Linked DNA regions of Mus musculus: region 1 is linked to region 2. Evidence: chromatin contacts called from ENCODE POLR2A ChIA-PET data. All regions are on one chromosome and are shown on one strand. Each heading gives the region's core, a stretch centred on a gene start or an enhancer-like site at or near the end of the contact. The rest is flanking DNA. Distances are from core to core; before and after follow the strand shown.

Region 1 (4,939 bases), core at 1,037-3,536, 34 kb after region 2:
CGGTGTTCATCTCTTTGCTGGATGCCATGCAACCAGCCACCTCAAGCTCTTGCCATGATCCCTGCACCTGCCAGCTGGGAGACAAGGTAAACCCTTACTCCCTTAAGCTGCTATTTTTTTTTTTTTTTTTTGGGCCAGGAGTTTTGTTACCACTAATAGTTAGCAACATGCTGTTTGCCACCACTGCTCTGCTTCCAGGTCCCCAGAGCAGTCTGCAAAGTCTTTCCCTTCACCCAGTGAGCACCAAAGCCAATTGGACGGCTGAGAGTAGACGAGACACACAGCTTCCCAGAAGCAAACTGCCAGCATTTATTTATTGGTTTATTTATTTATAACTACTCACAGCAGTGTAAACATGAATAAAAGCTTCCGGGCGCTGGGGCGATTTAACTGACACTCTGCCGTTAAGGACACAAAAGGTTGGCTTTCGGAGCAGCTGTTTTACCTCTGCATTTCTTGTAAACATCTTTGTATGGTACCTGGAATCAGAGGATCTGCAAAATAACAAGATTTTAGTTTGGGGCTTGCCATCAGAAAAAAATAAAAAAACCAGGAATCAATACAATGACAAGGAACCCGCCAGGCGGTTGGTTCCCATCTGTCTTCAGAGCGAGTGGCTCCGGTTTCCCTCTGAGCCACAGCTTAGCACATCCCATGGCTCACTCTGTGTGAACTCTGATTTTTTACATTCACTCCCCGGGTGCAAACAGACCACCTCCGGCAACACGCTTAGTCGCTCGAGGTTTTGTGGCAGTACTTAGTGTCCAACAGAAACCGCTCCGTCTGCTAAACAATATCTTGACTGCCAAGCTTCTCTGACTGTTGGTGGATCGACAATGACACGGCACAGCCATTATCACCGTGGCAACAGTACCCAGGCCCTATCAGAGGAAAATTGCACATGGGCCTGCTGCCTCTCGAGCAGGCATGCCTCAGCTTCCTCTGTTGTCTGCTTTCTCTGCAAGTCTGGTGTGCTCTAGGGTACCGCTAACCCAGCGCAGGGCCAAGACTGCAGATTAGATAGTGGGCTGCGGAGGCCTGCTGGCCAGGATCTGGATCTGCGTACTACCGGCGGGAGAACTGACCACACCCGGGGCTCTGTTCTAGGGGGAAGTCCATGTAAAAAAACGACGCGCCTGCCCACTCTTCTGCACCATCCCCAGCAGATGTGCAAGCAAGCACTCTACCCTGGGGCCATCATCATCTACACCGGAATTCACTAAGAGAATACTCTCTTTTATTACTGTCTGTGTGCATGTGACGGGGTGGAACTCTGGACGTCGCTTACACTAGGAAAACGACTTCCTACTGAGCTACATCCTCACCCTCCGTTTTCCCTCTTAAAAAGGGTCCTGCTGTACGGCCCGGGCTGACTCGGGCTTATTTAGAACTCCTGAGTTCAACTGATCCTCCTGCCTCAGCCTCTTAAGAGGCAAGGCAACGTTGCAGACAATGGCCACAGGGCCCGGCAACCCACCAATTCCCTTGTTCTTTCAATCCTTCCCGACCCCAGTAGTCACCGAGACCCCAAAGCCAGCCGTCCCACGGCTAGAGCACTTTACACGTTTCTACGAGAAGAGCATCATTCTAGAGGCCAGGGAGAGGGCTCAGCGTGCCAAGGGACTTACCCTGCAAGCTAGAGTTCCATCCCCGGACCCTTTATAAAAGTCGTCTTCTGAAGATGCATGCACGCAGATCATACATACACAATACTTATAGTTTTATGCTAAAAAAAAAAAAAACCTCATTCTGGAGGAAGAATCCCACGGGAGGCCGCAGGACACGGCTTGGATGTCCATGTGCATGGCGGGTCGGAGGCTGGAGCCCCGGGCAGACCAGGACACGCCAGGTTCGCGGCTGGCCTCAGCCGGTGAGGCATGGAAGGCCACCTCCTCTCTGGTGCACGCCATCGCAGGACTACCGGCCGCGTTACCGTAGCAATCACCGCAAAAGGAACCGGAAGCTGCGTCTGGACGTGACTCCTTCCCGGCGTGCCGCGGGCGGCAGAAGCCCCGCCTCGCGCCTGCCCTATCATCTTGGCGTATCCGGCCAGGCCTCGAACGCCCGCACGAGGAAAGCCGGCTTCCTCTAGTCACGCCTCTTCATGCCCTTCACCGACGGACGTCCGATTTGTCCAATCAACACGCAAAGCGGTCGTCCTCGCTCACTAGCAAGCCTGTAGGACGCGGCTCCCAGGGAAGGCCCACCCTACGGTGTAAGCGATGTGATTGGTGGAATTGAGCCAGTATTGTCCAATCACGAGACTCATCCCAGAGCTTGTCCAATGAGAGCCTCTGGTGGGCCGGCCGGACACCACGGGCTCTGTAAGCCCTGGAGTGGCCGCAGAGGCGGTGGACAGCGAGCGGGCATGAGCGCGTCCCTGAGCCGGGCGGCGGCGGCTCTGCTGCGCTGGGGGCGAAGCGCTGGTGGCGGTGGCCTGCCCGGAGCCGGCGTGCGGGCGGCGAGCTCGGGCGGCCAGGCGGAGCAGCTGGACGCGCTGGTGAAGAAGGACAAGGTGGTGGTGTTCCTCAAGGGGACGCCCGAGCAGCCCCAGTGCGGCTTCAGCAACGCCGTGGTGCAGATTCTGCGGCTGCACGGTGTTCGCGACTATGCGGCCTACAACGTGCTGGACGACCCGGAGCTGAGGCAAGGTCAGGCCCGTGGGATCCGATTGCGAGGGCGCGGTGAACTTGAGCAGATCCCGAGGAGCAAGGGCCTTCCCTGGTTGTGTAGCCACATGGGCGGAGGGTTCGCCTCGGCCCACCTCGGGGCGAGATGTTTCTGACTGCATAGGAGAGGGGGTAGTCGGCATCATGATCCCCTCTGAGCAGGTCGACTGGGGAGTGGCTGGCTGAGAGGGGGACTCACTGCGAATACCCTTGGGGACAATTTGAGGGCTTGGAAGCCAGCAGCGTACTTGCTAGGTGAGGGACTGATGCTACTACGTATGTAGGGAAGAGGTTTCAGGCTTGCCTGTGTGTGCCTAACGAGGTCAGAGGCTGACTAATAATGTTTAAGGCCCCGAGGGTCAGGGACTGTCTTCTTGCTGGAGAGAAGGTTTCACCATAGTCTAGCCGGACTCACGTTGGGAAAGACACGAAGTTTGTTTTTTAGATACTGTAGCATCAAAGAACAGTGTGTGGAGACTAAGACATGGTAGAGGCTCAGCGGAAAGAGGAAGCCACTAAGAAAACTTCTGACCCCCGACCAGATTAGCAAACTGCGGCCAGGTTGGGCCCAAAGGGCAGAGAGCAGAACAGCTTTTTACTGGCCCCAAGGCAAAGCGACTGCGTCCTGACGTCTAGTTGGAATCCTTTATACACAGTACCAGGCAGGCGCCTTTCTCTCCGTCTTGTGCTTGCTGTGAGCGAGGAAGAGAAAGGCCAGGGATTTGGTTCTGATTCTTGGCAAGAATCGGTCAAGGTGGGCCGGGTAATGGGAAAGCTGCCCCCTCCCCGCACCCTGCTCCTCCTTCAGTGGAATCCGGGGAACCCTGTATTCAAGTAGCCCCCCCCCCCCCATCTTACTGATTTAGTGCTCTGGGTTGGTCACTGTGCTGAGAGGAGACTTGTCTGTGTTAGAATGGAGTATGCAACATTTGCAATTACTGATTATAGTTGTTCGTCGTATGGTCATTCTTCTTGATGAGGCTGGGGCCGTGGAGAGCAGGTTTGGCTTGGAATCATCTGTGGTGGGTCTGCAGCACAGCCTACTGTAATACTACTTCATTATACTGCCTTCTCAGTATAATGAAGATTATGACACCGAACCTGGCAGAGTCCACGAGGAAACGAGAGAAAATAAGAATTACAGCCGGGTATAGTAACTCACTTCCATAACCCAGCTCTCTTCAGGCGGAGGCAGGGGGACCACCAGTTCAAAGTCAGGCTGCACTGCATTGTGGGAACCCCCCACCCCCTTCTCTACTGTATATAATAATGTCATCCTCTCTGGCACAGAAGGCACCCACCACGTGGCAGCAACTTTATTATTGAATCTGATGGCTTCCAAAGCACTTTTCCTCCATGTTGTTAAGTGGCTAACCCCACACTTGTTCCCTGTGATAGTGTTGATGGGCGGTAAAGCAGAGAAAGGGAGGCGAGGTAATGAGTGCTAACAGGAATGATGGCAAGCCAGGCATTGTGCTCTGAACCCTGCGTTTTCCTCCTCAGCTAACATTTGGCTGCTTGTGAGGCTCTGGGGTTATCTGGCTCAGGGCATGCAGTAGCTTTGGGTCAGAGGTGGCTCCCTGCAGGGGAAGATAAGGGGCTACTCTTCGGCCTCTGAGCTGGGACCTACCTGCGGTAGCGTGTTGCCCTGCTAGCGGGGCTCTTAGCAGACAGCTGCGTTGAGGATATCTCGTTTAACATGGGGCCTGAGGATCTTTGGCTTAGACTTTCCGCTCCCCTGTGAGTGTAACTGGAGGTTCGATAGAGTGGGTACAACCAGCATGAGTAAGAATAGCAAGACCTGTTCTGTCATCCATCTCTCATCATTAGGTGCTCAAATGACAGAAGAAAACTCTTGATTTTGTTGTTGTCCTTTGCTAGCCAGGTTAAGCCTTTCAAGAGGACTTTGTCTACACCTGTTTGCCAAAGGGCAGGCAGGCAGGCAGCTCATGCTCACTTTGGCAGGCAAGGAGGGGCCCTCTTACCTGTCCCACTGCAGTGTGGCTGCTGTGACAGCGGTCCGTCCTTGTCCTTTTCCCTCATGCCAGAGTTTTCAAAGGGCTCTGGTTCTCACCCAGGATCCAGGACGAGCGATGCTGAGAAGCCTTCCGGTCCTCACTTTTATCACCTGGAGGTACACACAGGCCACAGCCACCGGGCTCTTGAGGAACCCAGGGCACAGTGCTGCTTCGTGGTTCCCTGGGCAATGGATCCTGTGGCTGCTGACATTGTGAGATCCTACCTGTCTGCACATAGCATCTCCCGCTCGG
Region 2 (5,337 bases), core at 230-2,729:
TCACTCATCGTGTGGAGACAGACTTGCACGGCTTCCTTGCTACGCAGCTCACTCACGGAAGCACAAGCAAATGAGAGAGAGAGAGAGAGAGAGAGAGAGAGAGAGAGAGGCTGATCCAGGAGAGAGAGGCAGGCTGAGCCAGGGTCAGTGCGAGGAGATTCTGTGGGGAGAGGACTTTGCTCAGGAAGAGGTCAGTAAGGAAGAAGAACAGTGGCGGTGGCTGGGAAAGGCTCATACACGGAGTGGGAGAACACATGCAAAGGCATGAATTACCTTCCCGGTCGCTTGTCTCCAGCACGGAGGAAACAAGGAAGACTCTCCAGCCCACACATCCACAGGGACAGGAATTATTAAGCACAGGGTTCCAGACAGGCAGGGTTGGCCCCAGGATAAGAAAGCTTCCACCTGCCTAGCAAAGAGAGGAACAGGGCCTTGGAGACTTCTAGAACATGGAAGTCCGAAGGGGACACCCATCCCTAGTCAGAACCGCAGGGCTAACCTGGGGTAATGTCCACCATCTGGGTGATCACTGGTCCTGGTTAGCTGGGCACTTTTTTAGTACTAAGCTCAGATGAATATTCTGTCTGAGGCGAATTGAGAACAGCTGACCAACCACTTCCACCTTCCTCTCCCCTCCCGAGGTCTGCCCGTCCCCTCCTCTCTCAGCCACTCGCAGAGTCCTGCAGCCTGCGGTATGCTCTCAGAGGCAGCCAGAAACCAAGCAGCTTGTCCTGGGGACCACAAGGGATGCCTTCACTAGGGACCAATGCCTGGGTGTCCCCATCTCTAGCAGATGCACAAGACCCTGGCTTAGTTCATCCTGCTTCTAAAGACAGCTGCCTCTGATCAGGCATTGCCTCCTGCGAGCTCCCCGAGGCCTCCTCCCAAGCCTGATTTGACTTTCAGAGTGACGCTGCCCAGCAAACACCCAATCAACTGAGGAGGCAGCATCCCTGAGGACACACCCACCTCCACAACACAGAGAAAACCAAAGCTAGCAGAGCATGCTGCCCATGCCTGAAATCCCAGCACTTGGGAGGCTGAGGCAGGAGGATTGCCACAAGTTCAAGACCAGCCTAGGTTAAAAAGCCATTATCAAGTCAGGGCTACACAAGACTTAAAAACTTAGAAACAAATAAAACAACACATAAAAAATTAATAATCACCATACTATAAAGTGAAATTTGATGCTGAATTTTAAAATACAAAACACCAAGGTTAAATCTTGCCAGAGATTTATCTCCAGTGTTCGCTTCACAGCACCTGGAAGACAACATTCTTCCAAATGGACATTCCACAATCCTGGTTTTAGAACCTTCTGGAACCTTCCTCACCTGTCCAGAAGAAACTCAGAAAAACATGATCCTTCCCAAATGTTTGTCTGTAGGCTGGAGTCTCTAAATTGGAACTCTATGTGAAGATACGCCCTCAGTCTGGAGCCACGCCTAGCTGTGGGACCCCTCAACAATGCTGGTCCTCCAAGACTGCCAGGCACAGCAGGAAGGAGATATGAGAGCCCTCACCCCAGGGTAAAGGCGATGATTAAATTAATCCCTGTCAGCAAGCTCCCAGATCAACGGGATGTAATCTCCCGCAGGGCCCTGCAAGGGCATTGTTCGGAAAGAGCTGGGTATTTGCTGAGCAAATGAGCAAATAAGTTATCTAACCCTAGCTCCCAGTCAATCAGCAGTCACAGCACTGAGACCTGCTTCAGACCATTGTGGCTGGACTCAAACTCATGGCGATGCTCCTATCTCAGCCTTCCAACACACAGGGACTACAGGTATGAACCATGTTCAGTCCTGGGAACCCACAGGGTTCTACCCTGCAGCTCAGGGCTCCTGAATGACCAGTTTACTGTGTTTCGGGAAAGTACCAGGCCCCTGTGGGCACTGAAGTCTTGTAATATCGTCACCAAATTTACAGGACAATAATGGCTCCAGGGAAAGATCTTGACGACCAGATAGAGCATCTCAGAATGCTTTGGGGAAGAGGCAAACACATCATGTTGAAAGAATTCTCCACGCCAATCCCAAGGGCTGACGTAAAGCCTCCTGGGAAACTCCTTTGTTAACCCTCAACCACTCCAGTGTAGCCTAGCTCCCTGGAGTGTCCTGGGTCCTCAGCACCTGAGGTGAGGTTTCCTTCAGGGTGTCGGCCCCACCCTTCAGCCACGTGTACACAGGACATGCCCGGACCTGCACGTGCTCAGTCTCCCCAGCATGGGGCAGGGTTGCCAGGGGCCCTGCAAGCCTGCCTCAAAGCCATGAAAGAAGCCGGAGCCGACCACAAAAAGTGCAGATGGTTGCTTCATTCACTCCTGACTTACATTTATATTAAAGGGAAACTTTGTATCTTTCCCTCAAATGAGGAAACAGGATCAATGGTGAGTCTATTACACATCCTAAGAAATTAGCCCGCTGGACAGACACACACCCAAGAACTTCTTCTGTTTGCACAGAAGTCTTCACCTTGATAGAGAGTGAAGGAAGTAACAGAAAGAGGACACATTAGTGCCACCCAGAAGTGTCCCCAACTGTCCCAGGCCAACCCAGGGCTCTCAACTATCCCTGCCCATCAGGATTGCCTAAGAGTTTCCAGAAGAAACAACCTCACTTCCAGAGACTTCTAATTCTACTGGCAACGCAAGTGACCATGAAAACATCCTATAAACAGAATTGTTCAAAGAACCAGAAAGGGCCAGGGATGTAGGTCAGGGAGCAGAGAGAGTTCTTGGGTAGCACACACACAGCCCGGGGCTCAATTGCCAGCACCACCTATACCAAATGTGGTGGCGGCACACGCCTGTAATCCCAGCACTTTGGAGGTGGAGGCAGGAGGAGCAAGGAAGTCAAGGTTGTCCCTGTCTACGCTCTGATGCCTTGAGCTTGTAATACCCCTGTTCTGAGTTCTACATCCAGAACCAGGAAGATCAAGGCTGGAAACCAGACAGCAGGTCAGGATGTGATGTGCTGGGTCCCACTGTAGAGACCTTGACACTCCCCACACCCAGGTCTATTCCATAAGAGAAAAAGACAGCTGTGATTAAGGAATGTAGCCTGCATCCTGTCACCTGAGCTGAGGGCAGAGTCACCTGCAGCTGTGCCAGCTCAACTCTCTGCAGGTGCAGTGGGTGGAGGAGGCAAAAATGCTCAGCTACCTGCGGCCTTTCCTTCAGGCTTGGGAGCACCCTCCTCCAGATTTGGGAGCACCCAGGAAAATGGGGAGAGGTGCCCTGAGAGGATGGATGTTCAGGGGTCAGGGAAGGTGTGGCCAGCCCCCCAGGACAGGTGAGTTAGCCCCGTAGGAGACAGCCAAGATATACTGCAGGTGAGAGAACCAGGATTCCCACCAGATCTGTCAGATTGTACCTCAGGCCCAGGAGGAGGAGAAAGAAACTGATTAAATAGAAAGCAGAGCCGACCTTTGCATAGAAAGAGAGATGATGTAAGAAGTACTTTGCTCTGTGGGGTAACCAAACAACCTGATGACTCCTGGCCTCTTGGGGTGGGGGTGGGGGTTCATGACACAGACCCAGCCAGATGACTCTGCAGGTAAGGGGGCCTACTACCAAGCCTGACAAACCTGAGTTCCATTCTCTCAGACCCACATGGTAGAAGGAGAGAACAGGTTTTCCAGGCAGTGCACGAAGTCATCCCTGATACACTGTCCCCCCCCAACCCACTGAGCTTCCCTGACTCCAGGCTACCACCCCCTGGGGTGGCCGATGTTTATGGCACCTTCTTACCCACCAAACTGTTTCCACAGAGCAGGGATGTGTCCCTGGCATCTTGCTACCCATTCCAGCTCAGTCAAGGTCAAGTACATCGAAGGAATGCAGTAGTCCAGGGTATGTGGGTTACAGGGCGGAAGAGCCCAGATCCCAGCCACAAACACGTGTCTCTCTGGCTTCCAGACCACAGCCAGCTCCTGCTAGGAGCTTCATGACTAATCTTGCCACTTCCTGTGGGTGACAAACACAGGAACTGAGGGCCATCCTCAGTCCTCGTCACTAAAGCCAAGAACTCACCCAGGGATAGTCAGCCTGGACACCTGGGTGATCTTACACAGAGAAGCGGGAATAAGGGAGGCCTCCAGAAAGAACTTTAATATATATATATCCATTCCTTAAAATCAGCTCCAAGCAACGTTGAGCTTGAAGTCCATAAATAGGCAAGCAAATTACACGATCAGGCTGGCTGATCAGTGCTGGGTGAACAACCGACCATTTAACCTGGCAACCCCAACTGACTCACGGGCTACCTACAAACCTCCAGCCTGTGGTCGGCAAGTCTCAATAGCTAACGAACAGGATGCAAATGGAGGGGGAAATAGCCAGGGAACAGGCATGGTGCTCCGGTGTAGGGCCCTAGCTCTGGGGGACCGGTGACATTGCTGGGCCCATGCATGGTCTTGGGGACTTCCCCTGAGAAATGGCTTGGCACAGGGGAGGCCCTGGAGTTTCACAGGATCTGCCTAGCTGGAAGGCTGAAGTCTAGGTGGGTTTGCTCTCCGTTTTCATAATCAAGTTGTGGAGTCTGGATCCAAGCACCTGAATTCAACTCCTAGCTGCACTGGCACCTGAAGATGATAAGGGTGGGTTATTTAACACTCTTCCAAAAAGAGTGATGTCAGCTCGTCTCTCTGAATAGCTGTGGGCCGAACAGGGGATGTAAAGAACACTATGCACAATCAATGCTGGCCCCAGCAAGTAAGTGCCCAGAAGAGGCTGGCTGTCATGGTGGACTGGACAGAGAATCTCCTATGTCGCTCACTCACTCCATCACCGTCCTCGTGAATCATTCCATAGACACATTCAGCCCTCCACATCCACAGCGCCTTCAGCCAAGGATGCAACCAGACAGAGAGAAAATACTAGCAGAACAAATGTTGCATCTGTCCTGAGCGGACTTGGCTTTCATTTTCCTAAGTAACACTGCCTAGCAACTATTCACATGGCATTTACCTTGGGCTGGGATTGTAAGCGACCCAGAGAGGATTTCAAGTGCACGAGAGCCGGTGTGATGGCTCATGCTATAATCCCAGGCCTTGGAAGAGTGAGGCAGGAGAATCACAGTGAGTTTCAGGTCAGCCTGAGCTATACAGTAAGAGCTGGGGCTAGTGGTGCTCATCTGTAATTATAAGCATGTGAAGGTTGAGGCAGGAGGATTTCAAGTTCCAGACAGGCTTGGATTATACAGACAGACCTTGTCTAAGAACAATCAGAAGCACACTATAAAGAAAGGGTGTACGTGTCGAGTGTGTGTAGCACGTATAAGTTACAAAAAGACCGGTTTTATATCAGGGTCTGTGTGTCACTGTTTTGGTGTCTAAGAT

What was found. ChIA-PET counts read pairs that join two places held with the same protein, here RNA polymerase II (POLR2A).
Region 1: POLR2A ChIA-PET joins it to region 2 with 13 read pairs in Patski. The contact joins the promoter of Glrx5 here to the promoter of Syne3 in region 2. POLR2A ChIA-PET finds 5 or more read pairs at or near these places in 2 of 5 experiments (Patski and embryonic stem cell).

What each region holds. Positions count from the first base shown.
Region 1 is chr12:105,030,332-105,035,270 of GRCm38, forward strand. It overlaps Glrx5 (glutaredoxin 5), which reads left to right and starts at 2,287. Exons shown (of 2, transcript NM_028419.3): 1 at 2,287-2,651. The coding sequence starts at 2,369. It overlaps Snhg10 (small nucleolar RNA host gene 10), which reads right to left and starts at 1,948. Exons shown (of 2, transcript NR_003145.3): 1 at 1,629-1,948; 2 at 286-494. Gm46374 (a long non-coding RNA gene) reads right to left here. Exons shown (of 3, transcript XR_003950254.1): 1 at 4,655-4,939; 2 at 3,528-3,770; 3 at 2,647-3,361. Mir3069 (microRNA 3069) reads right to left here and starts at 810; the gene lies at 746-810. It also overlaps Scarna13.
Region 2 is chr12:104,997,198-105,002,534 of GRCm38, forward strand. It overlaps Syne3 (spectrin repeat containing, nuclear envelope family member 3), which reads right to left and starts at 1,480. Exons shown (of 19, transcript NM_001042699.2): 1 at 1,335-1,480; 2 at 274-405.